3 separate regions of the Mus musculus genome follow, and regions 2 and 3 are each linked to region 1. The links are chromatin loops, found by intact Hi-C in ENCODE. Cell type or tissue: left cerebral cortex. All regions are shown on one strand.

The links. Peaks named below come from ENCODE experiments on the same cell type or tissue, not always from the same donor. Only the 100,000 strongest peaks of a DNase experiment are listed, where the experiment ranks them.
Region 2: a loop joins it to region 1, with 7 times the contacts of the local background. A loop is called at or near these places in 26 of 42 quality-filtered maps.
Region 3: a loop joins it to region 1, with 2.4 times the contacts of the local background. A loop is called at or near these places in 2 of 42 quality-filtered maps.

Annotation. Positions count from the first base shown.
Region 1 is chr13:111,234,632-111,242,631 of GRCm38, reverse strand. No RefSeq gene overlaps it. Among named protein-coding and RNA genes, the nearest start is that of 3110015C05Rik, 9.2 kb to the right of the region's middle. In left cerebral cortex, CTCF peaks have their summits at 4,541 (motif pointing right) and 5,178 (motif pointing right); DNase peaks (open chromatin) are centred at 4,516 and 6,714; H3K27ac peaks cover 1,991 bases.
Region 2 is chr13:110,963,351-110,971,350 of GRCm38, reverse strand. No RefSeq gene overlaps it. Among named protein-coding and RNA genes, the nearest start is that of 4930526H09Rik, 64 kb to the right of the region's middle. In left cerebral cortex, a CTCF peak has its summit at 3,034 (motif pointing right); DNase peaks (open chromatin) are centred at 3,057, 3,617, 4,098, 7,817 and 1 more place; H3K27ac peaks cover 2,211 bases.
Region 3 is chr13:110,555,084-110,563,083 of GRCm38, reverse strand. No RefSeq gene overlaps it. Among named protein-coding and RNA genes, the nearest start is that of Gm32990, 9.6 kb to the left of the region's middle. In left cerebral cortex, CTCF peaks have their summits at 4,031 and 4,236; DNase peaks (open chromatin) are centred at 4,910, 6,162, 6,969, 7,299 and 1 more place; H3K4me3 peaks cover 459 bases; H3K27ac peaks cover 5,808 bases.

The DNA.
Region 1 (8,000 bases):
GAAATAGTGGCTAGTTTGGGCAACAACTATAGGAAGCAATGATGACAGGAGTCCTGAAAAAGCTTATAGTTTTTGTGTCTGTGCAATGAGAGTAAAAGGCATATGTCAAAAAAAGTAGGGAAATGGATTCAAACTCATGACCAAGTATTCCTAATGGCAGCAGCTTATACACAGGCAATCAATTTGGACTATAGAGACATGAAGCTCATTGTTCCTGGGATCTATTAGAGATAACAAGTACTCAGAGAACACATCACGTGAGGATGTTGGTAGTTTATATGCAGTAGGATGGTTGGAATTGGGATAGAACAGACAGCTACCACAGCATGACTTGCCAGGAGCCAAAGGCTCAGGGGTATCTGGGGTTGAAGCCGAGATATAAGTGATTGTCTCAGATTTTCAAAACTCAGGCAACGTTGTTCCTGTTGCCAACACAATAACTGGATTGATGGCTTAGGTTTTCTGCGGAAGAGCACAGGTATCCACTCTGTTTTCCCATGCTCAGGAAATATAACATGGAAATTCACATGGCATCTACATTAATGTTTTATTACCAGCTTCACTGTATGATAGACCCGCCTCTATCTGTGGTAGAACAGACTCGCTGAAGATGAAGTGCACATATATACGGTGCAGAGAGAGAAGTCTTCTAGAGGATGTCTACAGCCTGACCTGCATCACTTTGGCAAAAATGTGGAAGTTGAGAAGATCTAGAAATTCTGAACTTTAGGGATTCCTCAATCCATGGCCCGCCAAATGTTTTCACAGTGAAGTCCATCACTGCAAGCACAAAGAACGTTGCAGGGGCCATTTTGTTGCTCATTGTGCAGGTATCAGTGACGATTGAAAATAAGCTTTTAATTAAGAGGATATAGTGAGTAGACATATTTGGAACAAGAGGAACACAAAAGAAAGCAGAGACAACAAAAGAAAGAGAAGAAATAAAAACTTGTTGAAATGGTAAAGCTATAAATAATATCTTCTAAGAATAAAAGGTAATATTGCCTGAGAAACAAGAACAGAATATCACTAAAAATAACCCCGAATCTTCACGAAACAGAAAGAGTTCTTGGAACTTAAAAACAAATTAAAATCTCAGTAGCATTTTTTTTAGAAGACAGAATTTGTCAAATGTCACAAAATGATAAGTGGGAAGTCATCATTTCTTAAAAATTAAGGGATTAATTCATCAAGCGAACCATCCAATTAATAGAAATTATACAAGAGAGACAAGTGCAAAGGGTATGGTGGAAAGAGAGAATTAAGAACAATTTTCCAGTAAAAGTGAAGCTTCTGGATTGAGCTAGTTACCCCAGAGATAGGAGGAACAGTCCATAACACAACTACATTGTTGTGAGCGTTTAGAACTGGAGAGAATAAAAGGGAGAGAGAGGGAGAGAGGGAGAGAGGGAGGAGCAGGAGAGGGAAGAGGATGGGGAAGAGGTGGGGGACACATCTCCTGTTTTTCAGCAGAAATCCCCAACATGTACAAGAAGAACTGAATTGGGGTGTCTGTAATCTTTTCAATGTCAATGTTAACAGGACATTGAAATGACATCAGTCCTACAACCCTCAGAATGAGAATGAGGGAGTTACTAAAGGCTTTCCAGACAAATGCTGAGGCTTCAAGCTCCACCTCCTACCTCATTCTTTATCAGAATTAACCTCTTTGTTTCAGGAAAATCAGAGGTATGTCAACAAGTGAGGCTATGAGAGCTGCAAAACAAAACAAAACAAAACAAAACAAAACAAAACAAAGAAACTAACTCAGGAGATAAGACAGGGACATTTCTAGAATAATAGTGAATGGGGAGGATACATAAATAGGCTTAATCAATATATTCAGAAAGAAGTGGGAAAGGGAAATCCTCATGAGGATGTTACAGAGGACAGTTTTGCTCAAAGAACACCTACCTTCTTGAAAACATGAAGAAAGGCTCCATTCTTAGATTAGTTGTACAGAAAAAAATTGGTTGCTGTGGACTTGATAGGAGACAAAATTGATGTAAGAGGAAGTTGGAAGGCAATTCAATGGGCACTTAATGGCAACTTATCAACAACAGCAGTAGTCTCCCACTAGGGTCTATGAAGTCCTGGCCATTGACTTTTGGGTCTACAGTACTATAGCTGAGTTCTGTCCCATGGATCAGGCCTCAAATATAATCTGAAAGTGGTTGGATATCCCTTTAACAGATGTGCCACTATTACACTCATGGGCTCATTTGTATAAACAGATGGTGTTGTTGAACGTAGAGCCCACAAGTAATCAAGATTGCTGATGGAACTCTCTTCCAGAACCGTGTGACACCTGGATGACTCACCAGTAAGGACAGAGCTTTCTACTCAGTTCTAGATTGACTTCTCTATGAAGGACTACATATTGTGATGGTGGGCAGGCAATGGTTACGATTTCAAATAATCATTAGTCCATTTTTTTTTTCATATTTGGAGAGTGCTCAGAACATGTGATCTTTGAAGGAATAGGCATCTCTGCTCAAGGAAGAAATATAATATTTCTTTAAAGAAATTTCTGTGGTTGATTTTACTGCATTTAACAGTAACAGTTAGAGAGACAGATTATGGCATGTTTAGGGCCATTTTAAGAGCTATCTCTTGCCTTATGTCAGTTGCCCCTCAAACAACTCAGAGAAATGTGAAGACAAGTTTTGCATCTTGTCACATTAATACTTAATATAATATAAACATTAATAACAGTGTATGTTCCCAAAAGTGTCATGCATTTTCCTAAGAAAGGGCTCTCCCTTGTAATAGTTAATACCGCCCACGTTTCTGTCCTTAGGGGAATTGGCATGTAGCAAACTTATGAAAATTTTGTGTCTTGCTTTCCATTAGTGATCCTCATCCTTTGGAACACTGTGACGCTTTAATACAGTTCCTCACATGGAGACCCCAGGCCATAAGATTATTTCATTACTACTTTATAACTGTAATTTTTCTACTGTTATGAATTGTAAGATAAAGATTAGCTAGAGTATTGGATATACAACCCCCAAAGGGTCGTGACCCACAGGTTGAGAACCTCTGTGCTACATCTATTGCTTCATCTCTTGTTTATTCAGGCAACATTTTCCCATCAGTCTGGCTGTAGCCCATGAGCCGTAAAAGGGGTGTTGCTGGCCATCAGATTATTCTTTCTGCTCTGGAACCATGTCTTATTTACGAGGCTCTCTTTTGTCCTGATTGAAGTTTCCTTCAAGGCTTTCCTTCTTGAATGAAGAAAGACCGGGATGGGATATTGTGTCACAGTGGAATGTCAGAGGTGGAAGGTGATGGGGATGCTCTACCGAAACCTCAAGGAGGAAGGATGTTAGTGGTGGGATGCAGTAAGGATACCCCATAGAGAGAGTGAGGAGGAAGAACCATTTATTTTGTCCAACAGCTTCTCCAGAAATGAGAGGAAACAGAAAACAAACAAACAAACAAGCAAGCAAAAATGAACAAACCTTTTCACACATTTCAAGTTCTTAGAGAAGTTGTTTCTACAGTTATATTTGTAGGCTGTGTGTGTATCTTTGTGTATGTGTACTTGTCTCTGTGAATGTGTATCTTGTGTCTTTGTGTGTTCATATATATGTGTGTGTCAGTGTATTTGTGTCTGTCTACCTGTGTGCATGTGTGTGTGTGTGTGTGGGGTCACATTATGTTTGTTTAGAGAAAAAACTTATGTCTTTCAAGACATGGTTGTGTTTTTCTTCCTGGTTTCTTTAGTTTATACATCTGTCTGTCTGTCTATCATCTATCATCTATTTACTTATTACTGTCTATTGTCTGTCTGTTTGTCTATCATCTATTTACTTATTATCGATTTTATAATCCCCCCTCTCTCTTTCTCTCTCTCTCTCTCTTTCACACACACACACACACACACACACACACACACACACACACACACACACACACACATCTAGTGTGTAGGAGTTTTTGCCCATATCTATGTCTGTGTTCCACATGCATGCCCGGTGTCCAAGGAAGTTAGAAGTTCAGATTGCCTGAAACTATAGGTAGAGAAGGTTGGGAACCACCCCGTGTACGCTGGGAACTGAAACAGGTCCTGCAAAATCAATGTTTTTGCAAAATCAATGTTTTTTTAAACTGCCGAACCATCTCTCCAGCCACAACTTGGTTCTTCTTTGTATTCATTTTATTTGAGCTAATATACCTTTTAACATTTCATAGTTTGGTAAAAGTGAATGGATCACTGTGATTTATAAGCGGCCTGCAACTTATTGCTATCTGGCTATGCTCTGGAGAAAATGATGTGTTGAAAGAAAGGTCTTACAAGAGAATTCTGGGGCCACTCTGTACTGCAGTTAAGCATGAGAATAAAATCAAACACTTGGTGTCCTTATCAGAAACACAGGCTTTCAGTCTCATACTATACACTCAGACTGGAGATAAGTGATTTTTTTCTTTTCTCTCTTTAGTGTTATGAAAGAAAAACATGTGGCAGAGATCCTGCCGCTTATGGTCTTGGAATAAGTAGTGTGGCATTTGGAGGAAATTTTCCTCTCTTCCTCTAGATGGCAGCAACATTCTTTAGCACCTAACTAGGCATCTCTGTTGCTAGGCAAACTTGAAATAAAGGGAGCAGCTACAAATCCTGACTCTTTAGACTTTGCGCTCAGGTGTATATAGTACCTTTACTGTACTATTTATATGACCACTGGTGCAGGACTCTATTATTTATTAGTGATATTTTTTGTTTTTGTTTTTTGTTTTGTTTTTTGTTTTTTGTTTTCCTTTGTTTTGCTTTGTTTTGTTTTGTTTTGTTTTTTGAGACAGGGTTTCTCTGTATAGCCTTGGCTGTCCTGGAACTCACTCTGTAGACCAGGCTGGCCTTGAACTCAGAAATCTGCCTGCCTCTGCCTCCCCAGTGCTGGGATTAAAGGCATGCGCCACCACTGTCCGATCTTGTACATCCAGAATGACTTTGTATATACAGGACCATTTGTATTTATAGACCAGGGTTTCTCAGCACTGCTGTTGTTGATGTTTGGGGCTAGATATTTCTTCGTGATGCTAGTATTAAAGGCATGTACCACCACACCTGAAACTAACTCTCTCTCTCTCTCTCTCTCTCTCTCTCTCTCTCTCTCTCTCTGTGTATGTGTGATATGTGCACCCCTTGTGTGTACTACCCTAGGAGTCCAGAAGAGGGCATCAGATGCTTTAGAATGAGAGTTGCAGACAGTTCCTAGTTGCTATATAGGTGCTGGGAATTGAACTGGTTCTGCAGCAAGAGGGACAAAGTGCTCTTAACTGCTGAGCTAGTTCCCCAGCCCCCTCTTGGGATATTTTTAATGGAGGGAGAAAAAAACCAAAACAAACTAATGACTTTGAAAAGATAAAGTAAAGATGAGGCACATGTCATCCTGAAAGAAGATAGATAATTTGGAGTATAGTTTCTTATTAATAATAAGCACAGATATATGGTTCCTATACTTTTTGATTCTTTTTGATGTTAGCAGGTAAGGAGGAGAAAAACTATACTTAAAAAAAAAAAGCTCACTAGTTAGGAAAAATGCAGAAGTTTAAAACTACAGTTTTAGCCAAATTTTAGGATCACTCTATTCTACTTCCTAGTCTAAATTGGGGTTCCCTAGTTCAGATATGAACAGAGTATGCCAAAAGCCAGTACCTGTAGCTTCTCAGCTTGTGTCCCCTTTTGCTGAGCAAGGGGAAACCCAGCTTAAAAGTAAAGCCAGAGCAACATACTACAAAATCACCTCCTCTCAGCTCCCCTTCCACTGTGCATTCCTTGGCGAAGCTCCCCCCACACCCCGTCCCAGCAGGCTGAACAGTTAAAATAGATGAAGTGAACCCAAGAGCATGAGAACATCACGAAAAGCCCTCTTACCACCGAGGCAGGAAGTTGCTGTTGATCTGTCCCACATGCTCACGGTGCATTCCAGGGAAATGGCTTGGAGCAGGAAACACACGTGAGAGCAGATCCCAAATCTGGTTCTGCACAAGTTGCCTAGGTGCCCTTCACATCTGCTTCCACTTAGGAACACCTCTGGCTTCAGAGGAAACAGGTACTTCTCTAAACAACCAACCAAATCCGGCTTCAACATGCACGCAGAATGCCTGGCTAAGTGTGTTTCTGGTGAAACGATGAAGGCCAGAACCTAGAATCTGCACAAGACAGTTTGAGTCTTCTTTTCCTGGACCTAAACAATAGCGACAGAGTCACATGAGGACTCCCAGCTTATGAAATGGCTTAATCCCGAGTGAGCTTGGGGAAGGGATTGGAAGAGCAGAGAAGGCAGTTCAGATGGATGGAGCTGGTCTGACCTTTGAAGACAGCAAGACACTGCTTAAGTTTCTAATACTGTTGGATCAAGCTGTCAAAAACATTGGCACCACTGGAGAAAGAGGCTATTCTCTACAGCCTGTTTCTTCTCCCACGATTCCTGTGACATCCAAGGTTGACAATGGAACAATAGTTCACTACTCTAGAGAGATCCTTTGGAGAGCTACACCCTCCCTGGGAGAGCCACTTTGCAGAAGCCCTCCCAGCAGCCTTGGCTTAGCCGAAGCCCTCCCACTTGGCTTAGTAGCCTCTATCTTTCCACTGCAATGCAGGTCACAAAGCCCCGTGTGTGCTCTGGGAAGCCGCGGATGTGAGGGCAACTGAAGATCAATAGTGAACTGGGTTCAGTGCCAGGGATGGAACTTGACTCCCCATTCTTGTTCCAGAACTCAAGCATTTTGGCTCAGCTAGGGCCAGCCTGCTCCTGTTCATGGAGCTGTCATTTGGTTTTGGTCATTTATGCACCATTTGCTAACTGCTTATAATTCCTGGGCAATTTCGCTCAGTACATGGGAAACAAAGACAGCAAAACAAGGGGGCTGTTATGTTCTGCTCTGCTTTCGTCAGTGAATGAAATTGGCTGAACAGAGTACAAGCTTTCTTTTGCCGCATTGATTAATATTTTTTTTCCTGTATGACATAAACAATTTTAGGAAGAAAATGTGTGCTTGTGAGATAAGTGCAGGATGCCCTGTCTGTTTTTATAAGTATAACATTTATCCGTCTATTTTGGCAGGGAAATAGGTTAGAGTCTGAAAATTCACCATTCAGTCAACAAATCTGTGAACTGATACAAATCAACTGTCGCTGTCAGAGCTGCTGCTGTCCCACATTGGCTCTGGGTAATTAAAGAAATTGGGGGTCCCCTTGGCAGAAAAGACCCCGTGCTTGAGGACATGGCCTCTGTCTTCAGCACCTTCAGCTGGGTTCCTTTCTATAGTGTGTCAACCCCATCTGTGTAGAGGGGGGAAAGATCAGGTCATGCATTATGTCATTAAGTTAGACGCTTTCCTGACAACATAGGTCTTGAGCAGACAAGGAGAGAGCTCCTTCTAGGAACACAGCAAATGCAAAGATGTCACTATTTATTCTGAGGGAACACTACCAAAGCATGCTGGGTTCTTGTCCCAGAAGTTCCTCCATGCAGCTGGGCCAATCAAGCCTGCTGTGGGCTCTAGGAAGGCTTGCAAACTATAGGGAGAGGGTAAAGGAAGAACTCAGCACCTAGAGTGCTGGCTAAAATTAGGAGCCTTCACAGGTTATTCCAGTGGGCAGGTCTGGCTGCAGCCTGCTTTACACATGCACCCCACAGCTGTCTGCTGAGGAATAAGGCTTTCTAGTGTCTCCAGGTTGACATCCGTGGCCTCTCTGTAGCCTTCTGAGTATGACTGTAGCCCTGATCCCATTTTATTTTTTTCTTGAGCCAGACAGGCTCAGATTGCGATTATATTTTGGAGCCAGAAGGCTGGGAGGGCTATCTGGAGTCTTGGAGTCAGCTTTTTGTGGTTTCTTTATCGTGTAATTCTAGTAAACACAATCCATCAGCCTGTCTTACACAGGAAAGGGCATCATTTGTAGGCAGTCCTCAACTTATGAATGGCTTGTGTTCCAAAATTTGTTTGTGGTCAGTTGTTGGGGCTGTAGAGGCAGATCCCCATAGTAACAA
Region 2 (8,000 bases), 270 kb after region 1:
AATAACACCACACAAACCATTCATCCAGGAGCAGAACTAGAAAAAGGTGAAAAACAAAACTCCAAAAAATGCCATGGATAAGTGTCTAATAGGAAGCCTTTCTGCAGATCTGTCATTAACAGCTTCACCATGGCCAATGGGTAGAGAAGGTTGAAGAGGACTTTCTAATTAGTTCTTGCTATAATATACATCAGCTGCCCAGTATTGGAACAAGGTAGGACCAGCTGTCATAACTGAGGAGAAAACCTTTAATTCCCTCTTCACTGCTCCTCCACAGCCCTACAGCTGGGCAACCATCTGTGACACACATCTATCTCCTACTGTTACAGGGACCACTAACACTCTAGATCACTGGCCAATTGAAAGGGAAATTTTTCTAACTGATTTTTGGTAATAGTTCCCAAAGGCCAAACTAGAAAGATTGTTCCGTTCTTGAGGCCAGATAGGAAACTCCTGATTTCTAAGAATGAAGGACACTTTGAAACGCTAGCGAAGAAAACCCTCGTGGTTTCCACAGTTCCCTTTCCTGGACTTCAATGATGAGACACTGAAAACTGTCATTAACCCTGACAGTGGAGTCCAGTGCTAACTGCTAATGGAGACTGGTGAATTCTCTGGCTAACCCTCAAGCCACCTTTTTTTCTAAGTATTTCTTTTTTGAGACAAGATTTCATAGAGCTCACAGCTCTATGTAGCCGAAGGTGACCTTGAACTCTTGATCTTTTTGAGCTCAGGCTGGCCTTGCATCTACTATGTAGCTGGAGATGGCCTTGAATTCTTGATCTTCCAGCCTCTAACTCCTGTGTGATAGGCTATAGGCCTGTGCAACTGTACTCATCCCCAGCTTTGTTTCTGAATTTCTGCTGGAGCTGCTCACATATTCCTGGAAGCTGGCACCTGACTGAGAAGCCTAAACTTGCTGGATTGAGCATGAGTGTGCAGTAGAAAGTGGATAAAGAGAAAAAATTATAGATTAAATAACCACACCCATGTGGTACGTGGGTTGTACAGTTTTGCATTCTTTCCTTTCCATCCTTTCACCATGAGTAGAGAAGTACAATTTAACCCATATGCCATTTTAAAGTCACCTTCTAGTAAGTCATAATCAGACGAGAACTTGAACATGACGTTAGAAGCAGAAACCAACTTGCTGAGAAATCATCCGGGCTTCCCCCAACAGTCATTTGAGTGGGTTTTTAGAAAAGTAGAAAATTTCCAATTCTAGACAGACTCTGGTTTTCAAATCTTTCCCATAGTCCTTCAAATATTGAGTCTTAGGTCCAGCTGCTCTCCTCATTATTGACATACTTTGTCTTGTGCCCTGGGAAATCAAAGTTTCATTCCAACCTGGATATAGATAAGGGCCCACTAAGTCAGACATAACTGTGAGGCAGGTTTGGGGGACTGGAGTTGGTAGCCATCTGCACACCCTAGAAAGATGCAGCATTGAAGATGATTAAGTGGAGAGAGCAAGGAAGGAACTGTCAAAGACAACATCTTTCTGATGTGTATGGTGATTTCACGGTGGACCTCTGCAGCTGGTGTGTGTGTCAGGGGAGGAGGATGAGAAAGGAGCTATAATAGACTTTGTACAGTGACTGGCTTGAAATTAAGAATCCCTATTAGCCCTAGCTCTGCCGGTGAAGTATGAAGCCTAAGGCATGTCAGTTCCCATCTTATTTTAAAAGCAAATAGATGAAGTAATTTATGCATCGATCTAGTGCTCTTTTCTTTGTTAGAAACTTCGTGATGAAACAGAAATGACACATTTTAGAGCAGAAGAGATCTTACAGTTGTATGCTCTATGGCCTGGTCTAGTGATATTCCTTAGTTTCTTATTCATAAACGGAAGAGAACAAAGGCCAGAAAGTTGTTATAAAAGGACAGCCAGCATCACAAACACTTTCCAAGGTTCCAGAATATAGATGACTGTAACCAGGAAGATCACCATATCCAATGGTGCCATGACCTAGTCTGAAATAGACACATGTTGGAGAGTGACAATTGCTGTGACGAGACTCTATGACTACCCAACTCTTATAAAGGAAAACATTTAATTGGGGCTGCCTTACAGTTTCTAGGTTAAGTCCATTTTCATCATGGCAGGAAGCATGGCAGCATCTGGGCAGGTGTGGTGCTGGGGAAGTAGCTGAGAGTTCTACATCTGGATCTGAAAGCACCAGGAAGAGAAAGAGACACTGGGTTTGGCTTGAGCATTTGAAACTTCGAAGCTACCTCCAGTGTGGCACACCTCCTCAACAAGGCCATGCCTCCTAATAGTACCACTCCCTCTGCACCTATGGAGGCCCTTTTCATTCAAACCACCACACAGGGGGCAGTGCTAGATTCACTTCTGTCCCTGGTGATAAATAGCCTGGTGTCTATGTAACTAAAAATAAAATAACGCAAACCTCTGGCTTGGTCTTTGAATAGAAAACTGATGCCACAGGCTTAAAAACATTATCAGCAGTTTGGGTTCCATTGCACCATATGCCTCAATCCAACTCTGTGGCCTGGAGAACGTCACTTGGAGAACGTCACTTGGCCCTCTTGGCTCTGCTAGGAAGTTCTCCTAGTGGAGGAGAAGGCGACAGCATGTGTCTGGCTGCTTCAATCCTGCCCGGGAAGTGCAAAGCCCCATCGGCTTAAAGGGATTGAAGAATGACTTCTTTGGATGATCTTCCTGGCGCTCTTGGACTCCTGTGTTGAGAACTGAGGGGTGAGGATTAGGGAGAAGCTCCAAAGACATTGGCTTAAGCTCATTGCCACTGTTTTGGCCAATTTAAGCACGTGTAGGAAAAACAGAGAAATAAATCCATATGGTATTACATTTTCACCAACAACGAACTACTCCTGTTTATAAGAAAAATGACCTTTAGGTAAATTTGATGCCTGGGAATCACCTGAAGAAAGATTATTTTTTTGAAAGCTGTTGTGCCTGTGTGAGCCAAGAGTACTTCACGGCTATGAATTTGACAATTCAGTCTCCACAAAGCAACTGTTTGATCCTAGCAGTGATTGGAACTCTGTCCTCTAGAGGGCAGGAATGTACCAGATTTAAAGAACATGGAGGCTTGCACTGTGCTAGGGAGGAGCCAAATGCCCTGCTTACACTGTGTGAAAGAGGAAGGGAGGGAAAGAGATTACCCTAAACTAGTCTCTTAGACTAGGAACAGTAGGAAATCTTGTCTTGAATATTGAATAAGGTATTTTTAAATTGATGTGTTTTATTTTTTTTTTTCTTGGTTTATCTTGGCTTTCCTCTGCACCAACCCAGCTGGTCCTTGTTTTCATTTTTGTAGTTTTGTTTCGTTTTTCTTCAGATTTTGTACTTTGTATTCTAGGTTGGACATGAACTCACTATGTTGTTCAGGATAACCTCAAATTCCTGATGGCCCCGCCCCCACCTCCCACATGTTGGAATTATATGCATGTACCCACCACGCCCAGCTAAGAAATTCTTACAATGATTAAGCACCTTTTAGCTGAGACATTAACAGTAGAAGTAAGTTTCCTTGGCACAGCCCTTTCAGAGCGTGGGGAGACCAAGCCTGGAGCAGGGAATGGTGTCTTTTAACTCATTCTACAGATCCTGAGTAGCCTAACACAGGAGGATGCTCTGCAGATTAATCAGAAACTGAACATAAAAAGATCACTTGGGATGTTAAAACATAAGAACTGTCAGTCAAGATCTCTGGGATTGGCAGTCTGAGAGTCTTAGAAGGCCTTTTCTCCCATGCCATGGCTTTTCAGTTAACCCAGTGCTAGATGCTCTTTGTCTCCCTTGGAGAGAAATTGCCTTGAGAATATGCTTCATGTTGGCAGAGGGATTGCACAGGGAGGTTTAAACAGCAGGCTGCCGAGAGTCCAGGACATGTTGAGGCATAACCTGCTGCCGGTGGACCATGCTGCTCCAGGCGTGACCTGGGAGTTACCGGCAGAGTTTCACACCATTGTTCCTGCTGCTCTGCTTGCTCTCCAAGGAGAGGAAGGCTTACACCACAGCTTTCCCAGGGTCCAGACACTTGCCAGCAGCTGACCCATCAGGAAATGGCCTCTCCCCTCTTCCTTCCCACATTCCTTCCTTCCTGAGCTTCCCCAGTCCAAGGTGTGGCCGCGCGCCCAGAAGATCTGCTCTGCTTGATTGACAAGCAAACAAAACCTTCCTCTTAGATAAGCAAGATCACAGGTCTGTAGGAAATCTATTTGTTTCTGGATGGAGCTTGTCTGCTCTCGCTGTCTCAATAGCTACAGTGCTGACTTCATAGTTTCTTATCATATCTTTAGGATGTGTGGAACAGTAAATCCTAAAACAATGAGCTCTGCTTTGTAACATTTTTTTTAACAGGCTAATTCACAGTGAAATACTACACTTTGTTCTACAGAGTTTATGGTGGTCTCCCTTGGAGTCCTTAGCCATTTGTACTGTGCAATAAGAAAGACTAGAAGAGAGATTTCCTTTTTGAACTTTCTTTTTAATTTAGTTCTTTAGAAATTTGTTATTCCTGACAAGAGCTGGGAATTCAGGAAAGGGTGCCCCTTGCCACTTTTGGGGAGAATCTTTTTAACACAGATGCAACCCAAGAGAGAATGACAGAAAACTGTGCAATATTTTGGCTCAACAAGGTTGTCCCTTGACTTTTACATTTGTGTAAATGGAGAGCCTTCTTGGGATTTTTTTTCTTTGTTGCCTCTTGTATGGCTCTAGGTAAACCTGTGTGTGTAGGTATGCATGTGTGTGCATGTGTGTGTGTATGCATAAAAGGACCAAAGGTAAACTACTTCCAGATTCATTTTAAAGCTGATGCCTACCCTAAGATCATTTAAGGAAGAGCAAACATGTTTCTTCTTTTTAAAAGAATTTTTAAAACATTTTTTTAATTGTTCGCAACGGTTATCACTAATATCAGGTCTAGGAAAAGAGTATCTGCAGCAGACATATTGTTTCATGTTTTATTTCCCAGATGGACAAAAGGGAGATATATACATAGAAGGGGTTGATAGCAATCTCCAGAACGGCCTGTTCGTAGCCTGCAAGATAGGTATTGTTATCCACGTTGATCAAATGAGAAAACTGGTGCTTGGGCAGGTGAGTGAATTGCTATATTTACTCAGCATGTAAAGTAGGATTAGTAATCGAATCCATGATCTCAGATTTCATGTTTTGCTTCTTTAAGAGTACGTTTATTTTTACTATGATGTTTTAAAATGAGCATCTGTAACATGTGACCAGGAACTCAACTTTTCCCTCCTCTCAGTGTCCAAACTAGAGCTGTCTATTCAGCATGAAGATGTTTTCTGTGGTTGTGGTGGTTTGGCTAGGTATAGTCCCAGAGATTCATGTGTTTGAATCCTTGGCCATAGGGAGTGGCACTATTAGAAGGTTTGGCTTTATTAGAGGAGTGTGGCCTTGCTATAGGAAATGTGTCACTGTTGAGGCAGACATGAGGTCTTAAATGTTCAAGCTACTCCCAGTGTGAAACATATTCAGGCTCCTAGCTGCTTTCAGATTAAGATGTAGAACTCTCAGCGCCATATCTGCCTGCATGCTGCCATGTTTCCCACCACAATGGACTGAACCTCTGAAACTGTAAACCAGCCCCAATTAGTTGTTTTCCTTTATGAGAGTCACCATGGTTGTGGTGTATTTTCACAGCAATAAAACCCTTCAAATATACAAGACAACGTGACATGTGGCCAAACAAAGAAAAGCACTAGGGTCAGTATATTTGTGGCTTAATTTTCTGGTTGTAGTTAGAGAATTTTAAGAAAGTTTATATTAGACTCCTTTCTTCCTCTTTTAAGAAAGGAAGGAAGGAAAGAAGGAAGGAAGGGAGAGAGAGAGAGAGAGAGAGAGAGAGAGAGAGAGAACACCAAGGAAACCTAACAACATTCATTTAAAGGTTTATATTTTTGTTTTTGTTGTTTGGTTTTTTTTGGTTTTTGGTTTTTTTATATCAAGCATCTGTTTTCAAATCACATTTGGCTGACTCAAGTGTAAAACAATAAATTCAAGAAACACTTGAATTGTGTTTTCCTTGAAGCCCTCCTGGGTTTAAATGAGAAGAGGAATTACATTCTACTAAATGCATTTTGAATTTATTTGGAGCTCAAACATTTGGAAAGGCATTTATGACATCTGAGAATGTCCTCTGGACATTAAAAAAAATACCTTATTATCACAACAGTTTTATCACTCTAGACAGAGATGCAGTACATTTTTATGTTTTAAAGAGATAGAAAATATAAGAAACCCAGCGCTGGGGATGAGGAGATGGTTCAGTGGGCAAAGCACTTTCTGCACAAACCTGGGGACCCGAGTTCAAATCTCCAGCACCCACATGCAGAGGTGTGTGGCGATGAACTGTTGTAATCCCAGCACCGACAGACAGAAACAAGTGCCTCCTTGTAGCTCTTTGACCAGGCAGTCTAGAATGGCCATCTGCAGGTTCAATGAGAGAACCAGTTTTCAGAGTGGAGAAGCAATTACAGAAAACACTCTGATGGCAACCTGTGGCCACACACACCTGCATGGGTGAGCACACCTACAAGTGTGTACACGTGTATGTACAACTATGCAAAGAAGGAGGAGGAAGAGGAGGAGGAGGAGGGGAAGGAGGAGAGGAGGAAGAGAAGAGGGAGGAGGGAGAGGAGGGGGAGGAGGAAGAGGAGAAGAAGAAGGAGGGGGAGGTAGAGAGGAGGAAGTGGAGGAGGAGGAGGAGGAGAAGGAGGAGGAGGAGGAGGAGGAGAAAACAAACCAAGAACCTGGAGAGGGTAAGAGCAAGCAGTTCTCAAAAACCCTTGTTTTGGAGTTTGGTAAGTAGCCAAGTGGTGGATTCCGTTCTTAGTGTACCAGGGGCCCTAGGCTTGAAATCCAACACCCAGACCAAATTATTTCTGTATTCTTTTTTCAAGGTAAGAAGAATGGTAGAAAGTGAACTTGAATCCATGAGGCAAGGGTGTGATGAAATGTGTGTTACACTAGGCTTAACCTGTGGCTTTTGTTTCTCTTCCTCTCGCTGGATTTATTTTCCTAAATGCTACTCTTGAGTATTTTATGTTTTAAAGACTTATTTTCTAAACCACGACCAAACCAACTTCTATAAGAAGGTCCTTCATTTGGGGCTCAGTGTTGCAGATGTCAGTAAAGCCCATGAGCATCCTGGTGGGCAGCATGGCAGCAGGCAAGATACAGTCTAGTGTTCTTAGACCTTACGTGATCAGACTTCTGATCCTGTTGCTTCCATGTCCTTAAGTCTGGAATTACAGGTATTTGCTTCCAGGATCAGCAGCATCAGCCTTTCTTACAAAATGCATTCACAGGAATGGAAGCACTTAGAGACACAGCTCCTGGAGGGTGGTGTTGGGTCACATTCAGGTTATCGGAGTCAGAGCTCAAAGTACTACTTCCTATTTCTATCGAAATATATGGAGACTTGGCCAAGGGAGAATCGCAGGCACCCTATGATTAATGTCAGAGCGCAAGGTCACGGAGGAACATGGGGTGATGGTTGGTATGTAGTCTTTCAAGCTGTAGTCCGAATGCCCCAGGTATGAAACAGCGCTTGTGGAGAGCTCCAGAGACAAAGGATGAGGATACGTTCATCGATGCAAACTGACAGGTGGAGGGTAAGACTTTCTCTTTTCAAGTGACTTATTTTCAGTTCTTCTAGGCCATAGACATGCCTGGGCATATCTTGTAGATTGCAGTGAAGTGCCAAGAGGGTGGCATTGACATAAAGGACCCGGTGTCTGTGCACATGACTTTCTCCAGCAGTTGGGTGGGGAGAGTAGGTGACTATGAATACAATATGAGCTGTCGCTCTTAACTGTCGTCAGTGCAGTTGCCATAGATTTGTGCCTCAGCCTGGGTTCAGAGGAAGCTACAAATAAAAGCCGGGGGAGTTGTTCTCTTGCAGAATAAAAATTAACACTATTTTGGGAGCAATACATAGAATAACACACAGTTGCCAAATTTTCCAAACTCTGTTATTGGATGT
Region 3 (8,000 bases), 680 kb after region 1:
GTCCTATTGTTCAGCACTTCCTGATCCTGCTTGTTCCCTCTGACTCACCACACATGAAATCATAGCTAAGAAAGCTTCAAAGGGACTGTGGAAATCCTTAGACACACACTGTTCAAATGATGAATAGTGTCAACCATAGAGGGACTGTAAACAAACCCACGTTTATCATGCAGTTGTGCTATGTGAAGACTTCATCTCCAAATAGAGGCCTGGGGAAGCTTAATCTACTTCTCTTGGGTCAAGACCCCACACATCTCTTCAGTAAAGCTCTAGCAGAATTGAGTTTCTTCTTCTTCTTTGTACGTGGTGTGATTTTGAGCTTTTTTTTTTCTCTATATTTCACTGTCACTTGCCCAGTGTGTCTTTTTCTGCCACGTGACCTGACATAGGTCATTACAGGAAACCTTGCTGAAACACTAAGTTGTAGACAGGAACCTTTCTTGACGTCATGATATATATTTAGCCATGCTTTCTGTCTTTTAAAGGGGTATTCAAATCCACTGTAGCCCCCTCTAGAATACCATGCTGGCATGCTCCTCCAACTCAAAGCATTGGGTAATTTCTTTCCAGGGTAGCAAGGACAAGTTTGAAAGAATCTGGCTTTGCATCCTACCAGCTTACATTCATTTACTGGGTAACATAGCTGACCTTGAATTCACTACGTCATAGGCCAGGCTGTTCTCAAGTTCATGGTCCTCCGGTCTTAGCCTCTCATCTTTAGTAGAAGTATTTCAATGTATTGGGAAATGAAGAAAATAGTTAGGGTTTAAACTGAGCATTGAGGCTGGAGGAACACACTGGTCAAACTAGAGAGTCTCAGAAACAACCAGACTGTACCCAGCTTATAAGATCTGTGGGGGTGGGGGTGGGGGGACAACAAAAAACAAAAACAAATGCCAGCTCACAGCTCTTTCTTTTTATCTTGCTCGTAAGGAGGCAAGAGAGTTTGATTCAATTCCCAGATCACACTGACAAAGAAACTTACTGGACAGGGCCCTCATAGACCCCACCTTTCCCTGAGGGACAATGGTAATTAAAGGTTTCTGGGGAGAAGGTGTCATTTTCTCCAGTGGTGAGTCAGCCCTTGCTCTGGTAAACAACCAGCCATGCTCAGGGTAGAAACTGATTAGACTCAGTGGAGGGCACACAGAACGAAGAGATGAAAGTAGGAGGGCACTAGATGGGGGGGGGGGGATAGGAGAGGGGCGATGAAGAGAGAGGGGGAGGAGGAGAGAAGGTTCCACTACACGATGGACAGGGATTGGAAAAGGGCAAGGAGAAGAAGCAATATGAAGTTAGGGAAATTCATTATATAAATGAATGAAATTGTCAATTTAAATGAAGAACATGCCCCCGGTGGGAGATTAACATCCTTACAAGTCAGGTTTTATTTCTGATGTTTCAGATAAACGAAGAGGAACCCAGGCTCCCTTGTGAAGACCTAGGGTTTGATACCTCCGATGGGCCACGATGGAAATGAAAGCTTAGGAAACAAAGAAAAACCTAAACTAAACTAAAACCAGCTTTGTTTCCTTTATGCACATAGGTCAGTTTCAAAAGTAAGAAAAGGATGCATGGGGTAGCCGCTAGAATCATCGTCCAGTTATGAAGTTCATCTTGTCCATCTCTGGCTATATAGTTCTTAAGAAACCCGAGGAGCGAAATAAGGAAATACGGTGCATTATGCAAAAGAAGTTATGATTAGCTACAACAGCAAGCAGGACCTCAGTCCTAGGCCGATTCTTATCTCATATCAGCAACTAGACATTCAAAGCCAATATCCAACCAGGAACCGCGGAGCAATGGTAAACGGAAGTGCTTAGAGTTCCTGCTTAGAAGCATTGATCGTCAATTCCCTCTGGTTCCTTTGCACAGAATGCAATAGAATGGCCCAGTCTCCATCCATCATTAAGGGGCTAACTTGAGATAATTTAGCTTTCTATGTTAAACATTTTATTTGTGTGTATTATGTGAAGGTGTGTCTGTTTACACAGGTACATTCCAGCCATGTCTCCAGGCTGTATGCCTCCGCGTGCACCAGGCTTGCCAGCCCTGGAGGTTCCTGGGATTTTCTTGTCTTCTTTTCTCAATGTAAGCATGATGCGATTACCCATCCTCACTAATTTATTTGACATTAATTTGCGTTTCGGGATCTACACTCCAGCCTCTAAGCTCGCACAAGTACTTTCACCCACTGAGTCATGTTTAAAAGGAGCCGAAGCAGGCGTTCTCTTACACGGAGAGCGAAGCTTGCCAGGGAGGAAACTGCAGAAGCAAAACCAAAACAGACGGAGAAGTTCCGAGTGTCCTTAAGAAGTTTGTACTGCCTGAGTTCCTCTTACATAAGTGCCTGCTGTTTTGGGCTAACACGGGGCTGAGGAACAGAGCTCCTGTGGAGAAGGTCTACATCTATGCGTGCTATGGTTTGACTCAGTGTAACCTACAGGCCCGTGTGGAGGCTTGATCCACAGCGGAGGTGGTGTTGCCTTTAGGTGGTGCAGGCAAATGGCAGGCCTTAAGCCAATGCGGGCAAGGCACTTAAGGGGATGTTGGACACCTAACCCATTCCCTTCCTCCTTGCTCTTTGCTTCACAGACATCATGAAGTGAAACGCTTGCTCCACCATGTTCTCCAATCTGATGTGGTCTCACTATCCTCAGACCCAAACTTGAATTGAAACTGTGAGAGAAATAAACTTGTCTTGGTTAAAAGTTGATTTATGTCAGGATTTTGTTAAAGTAAGAGAAAACTGACTAGCACAATATGCATACTTAGATGTACGTATATGTGTGTATACACACACATGCATGGGTATGCAGACATATGCATGTATGTATGTGTATCGGTGCTAGGGGATATAGGGTCAAAAGAAAAGATGTTTAAAAGAGTGTATGAGTTATATGTTCCCTTTTCGAAAATAGAATTCCAATTCTTTGGTTTGTGCATCATATATAGTATCCCATATAGGTAATGTTTTTTCTTATAACTCTTTACTTTGTCACGCACACAGTTTCTTTTCTGTCTTTCGGCTGTTAAAATAGCAAATAATCCAGGTTTACTTTTGCCCAGCTTCCTTCTTTCATCTTATATGTCATTGCTTATATGTCATTGCTAGCATTTTTTCCCCCAGAGCTTGGGCCTGTTGTCTCAGCAACTGCTTTCCCCTCTGCTCCATCATTTATCAACGGCACTGGTTTTGCTTCTGTGTTTATTTTCCTTGAGTCTCAGAGGATGACTTTTCTGGAGACCAGAATGTCATGTATGCCCAGTGTCTCATAGAACTTCTTGCATATAAAAATAAAGATAGTTACATACATTGTTGGCAAACAGAAAATCTGAGCAGTAGATGAAATACTGAACAACATATGACATATATGCAGGATATTTCTCGGCTGTGGTATACTTGTTGACCCTATACAAAGCCCTAGATTTGATTTCTAGAACATCAATGAAATCTTTACATGTCAAAAAGAGTTAGTAAACCAGAATTATGCCTAGAATATAAGGCCATGGATCATGTAAAGATTTGTGGATTGACGTGCAAACTCTAGTACATCAATTGCTTTTCTTGGCCCTTGTTATAATCTTTGTCTCTTTCCTTCATTTTGAACTATATCTGGACCTAGAGTGATCAGTAAAGATAAGAAGCTGTATGCCTGGAGAAACCTGAGTGTCAAGCCACCCTATAAGGTTATCCTACTCAAGGGAAGAGCCTGGTCCAGAACATGACACCAGTTGTCTTCTCCTGTCTCTATTGCATGAGTAGAACCAAACACAGTGGCACACACTTATAGTCCTTGGTGCTTGGGAGGTAGACAAGATGGATGGCATGTGCCAGGTGACCAATGTTAGCCTGAGCACCATAGCAAGACCCCCATTTCAAAACAAGAAAATAGTTTTGTCTAACAGTGACAGCTCTCTCCATGCCTATTCAGTAGCTGTTAAGACGCAAAGCTTCCCTTCAGATGACAAATGATACATTGTTGCCCTTATAATGAAACAAACTTGCCATAGACCCAGCTTTGATTTCGGAGTTTTGTCAAGGTAACTCAGACATAAGGATTACTGTCCTCAGAGATGTGTCTAACCCTGAACTGTCTTCCAGATTAGGCTACAGAACCCAGTATCTGGAACTTCAAGAGGTGCGATGCCTCTCTTTGCTCTGCTTTGCTGTCACCTAGAAGCAGCAGCTGCTGCTGAGGAAAGATGACCTAGAGGATGTCTGGGGCCATTGCAGCCAGAGGAAGAAGAGGAGGGGCTGACTGAGTTGAATTGGCAAGTTGTGTGATTAAGTCTGAATGGATAAATGTCATACATGAGAAACTGTGCTACTGTAACACTGGATCCATGAAGGTGAGTTAGTTTAATGTCTGTTGGAAGCCTCACAGAGGTATTTGGGGAAACAGACCCTGAACTGTCGGATAAATTACTTCTGGAACGAAGCTCAAAATTATCCTAGAAATGAAGCTATGCACCAAAGCAGGAAACTCCTCCTGCGAAGCTCACGTGGTCATCTTTCTGGGCCTATTACAGGGTGGAAATTCAGTCTTCCTCGTCTTAATTAGCGTTTGTGGTTTCATAAGGGTGGCCCAAGTCGTGAAATTTCCTCTCTGTGTTATTGTACAGAGGATTCCGCGAGAAGGGACCGCAAGCCCGAGTCCTTCACAGTTTTGTTGAAGAATGTCAGCAAATTACCATTGTTTGGAATCACACGCTCATAAGCTGGGCAGCAGAATATTTATGATACGAAAACAATCACAAAAGCCTTTGCCGCGCTGCCTTATTGACACAGCTTTCCCGTCCCCACATCTTGCTTCCTCTCAGGAAAGTGGGACGTGTTGGATGATTTCCCAGGTTCTATTTGGAGAGGAAGTCTATACGTTTTCCACCACGCAGACCCTGCCAATCTGCACACTCCAAAGAACACCTGCAACTAACAACTACGCCTGCTCTCTTTTGTGTGCCCGCAGCTATCAAAATAAATGAGTTACCCCGGTTGGGAAAATTACATCTCTTTTCGGAGTAACCTTGCTCTCTGCACGTGCGCAAGGAGTCAGACACCGTGATGCTGTGCCCAGTGCTCCTGACTAGAATTATAATCCAGACATTTTGCGTTACGTCATTGTCAGTAAGTGTACTAACAAGAGCTATTAAGATCTCATGACCTGCCTGTCCCCTTTTTACTAGTACTTCTCCCCTATTCTGCTCACGGTTGATTCTTAACCAGTATAATAATGGGAAAGAAGGACCTGCCTCTTTTCTTTGCCCAGATCTGCCACTAAGATTTTGAGTCCTCTCTCCCCTCCCTCCCTTCCTCCCTCCCTCCCTCCCTCCCTCCCTTCCTCCCTCCCTCCCTCCCTCCCTCCCCCCTCCCATCTCAAGCATCCTTGTAGGCTAGCATTCAAAAGAGAATGGACAGTTGCTTTCCTCCTGAACATCTGTCCAAGCCCCCAGGATCTGAACTTTGGCTCAGAACGCTGAGAACTCACAGCAGCTGTATGGTCAGCTTTCAACACAGCACATGCATGGGGAAGGACTTGCTGCTCAAATGAATGTTCATTTACTGTTGGGTATTTAGCAACCCTGCCCTCGAACATAGGGCTAGTCACAGAATATTCCTTTGATGGAAAAAAATAGCAGGAGATACATCCACAAGCAAAAAAAAAAAAAAAAATCAAAACAAAACAACGAAAACAACAACAGCAAAAAGCTCCAAACCCTAATCACTACATCTAACAAATTCTGCTTCTTCCCTGATGGTCCTGTTGCTGCTGTAGCCACTCCTAATATATCTCCGGGCACAGTAATGATGCTGGTGATGGTGATTCCAGGTTTGGGGTGGTGGTATGAGGTGCATAGGTCTGTGCACATGAAAAGAGATCGCTTTGGCTCAGCACCCACCTCTACTTTGGAATTGCCCCAGGCAGGACAGCCTGGTTTGGCAAAATATGTACCCGACTTCTAGATACTGGGAAATGCACCCCAAAGCTACAGCATCTATATCCCGTGTCTTCAGTCACTCCTTGGGGATTGGCTACTTCCTTTAAGTGACTCAGTGTCAAGGGTTCAAAACGTTCAGATAAAACCATTTTGAAGTGTTCTGTTCTGGCCAGATTGACTTCCTACCCTGTCCCTCCCTGCTGTTCATCTCCTTTAAATACTCCTAAAGCTTTTAGTCATCTTACAGAACACTCAAGCTTAACGCCTTCACTGGGGCTTTCTGGTTATTTTGAGAACATCCTACCCAGAACAGGCCACATCTCCTTATGCCGATTTCTGCTCTCTCTCTCTCTCTCTCTCTCTCTCTCTGTCTCTCTCTCTCTCTCTCTCTCTCTCTCTCTCCCCCCTAAGCTTAACAATTCTGGACCATAACAATTCTCCAAGCTCCCAGCAGCAATGGTCTCCTTTTAGTAAACAAGCCATTGAATTCTCCTACTTAACCAAGCTCCCTAGCAGTCGTGATGCTGGGTTTCGCCTGACCATCATGATGCCACGCCTCCATTTTCAGCCTCATCCACGTGCCTTGGCAAAAGCTACCTCTAAAAAGTCCCTTAACCCTCAACAACGGACCTTTAAACTCTGATATTTCCAACAAATGTTAACATATGATAATATCTCTTGGGATTCTTCTGATATGAGATGAAAACAAGTCACTATTGTTCCTATGCCACTCCTACATGGGGGTTCTCTATATTCTGCTGCTGATTCTGACAGACACCATATAACCACTGGCAACTAGCACCAGTGATCACTGGTGATACAAGAGACATCTTACCTTTGCATTAGGAAAATAGAAATGGAAGTGTTTTTTTTTTTTTTTCAAGAGACGGTGATGAGTAGGAGCAGCTCTGAAATTTAATAGTGTTTTCTGTAAGTCTTTTCTTACATTGAGGAGAATAAACATGCTAAATTAGTGTGACTTACCATAAAGCATGCAGCAGTAAAAGCAGGGCTCCCATTTCCGCTTGAAGGTTTTGCACATGTGTAGACATCTGTGCGTTTCACAGTCAAAGAACCATGCAAATGTCTGAGTCACACGTAGTTATAAATTTGTTTATTCATGAATGCATTCGCTAAAACACTTTAATGTAACCCTTTCATTTTAGAAGCTTTGCAAAGTTGCTTAAAAAAATAATAATCATCCTTTTATTTAAGAGCTAATAATATAAAGAAAAGATAGATATATAAACTGCTGATATTTTTCAAAGCATGGCGAGCCTTACTTGAGACCTTTTGGGCACACAGGACAGACAGACAGACAAGCAGGATCTTCTGGCAACTTCAAGGTCAGGAGGAAGCCAGATTCCTCCTGTTGTGATTCCCTGCCAGGTTGTCTTGGAGACCATCATGGCTGTTGGAGCTTTAGCTATCACATCCGCATTCCAGATCCTAGGAAGAAGGAAGAGGGGAAGGGTCCCTTGCTTTTAAGGATGCTTCCTGGAAATCCCACACAATGCTTCTATTTATAACCACACTAGCAGTCAGGACAGTCACAAAATATAGGCTATGTGTTGGGACTTTTAGTTAGTGACAATGTTAGCAATCAAAGAAATACACAAAAAGGTCTGGGCTTTGCTTCTGGTTGGAAGTGGGTCTGGGTAGTGTTGCAGGTGCCCTACATTCCCTGCCAGAGTCTCCAGTCTGAATATATGGAGAATAAAGTCATCTTCAGAAGAGTAACTTGTGAATGACCTATGGGAAGTTGAGTGACAAACTGGAGGAGATCATTGTCTAACTGGTGAGCCAGAAAATAAAACAAAAGAACAAATAAACAGGGAAGCTGGACACATGGCCTCATGACCTGAAAGCCCAGAACAGTGGATTCACTTCACTCAACCAAGATAGTGTTTTGTGGCCCTTCTGCCATGACTCTCTACACTATAGACAGGCCAACTGTGAAGCTGGTCACAATGCAGTTCACAGGGATGGGCAATGCACTCAGATATGCCACAGCTCTCCTGAGGTTTATTTTGTTGTTTGAGAGTTTTGGAGGTTCTGTT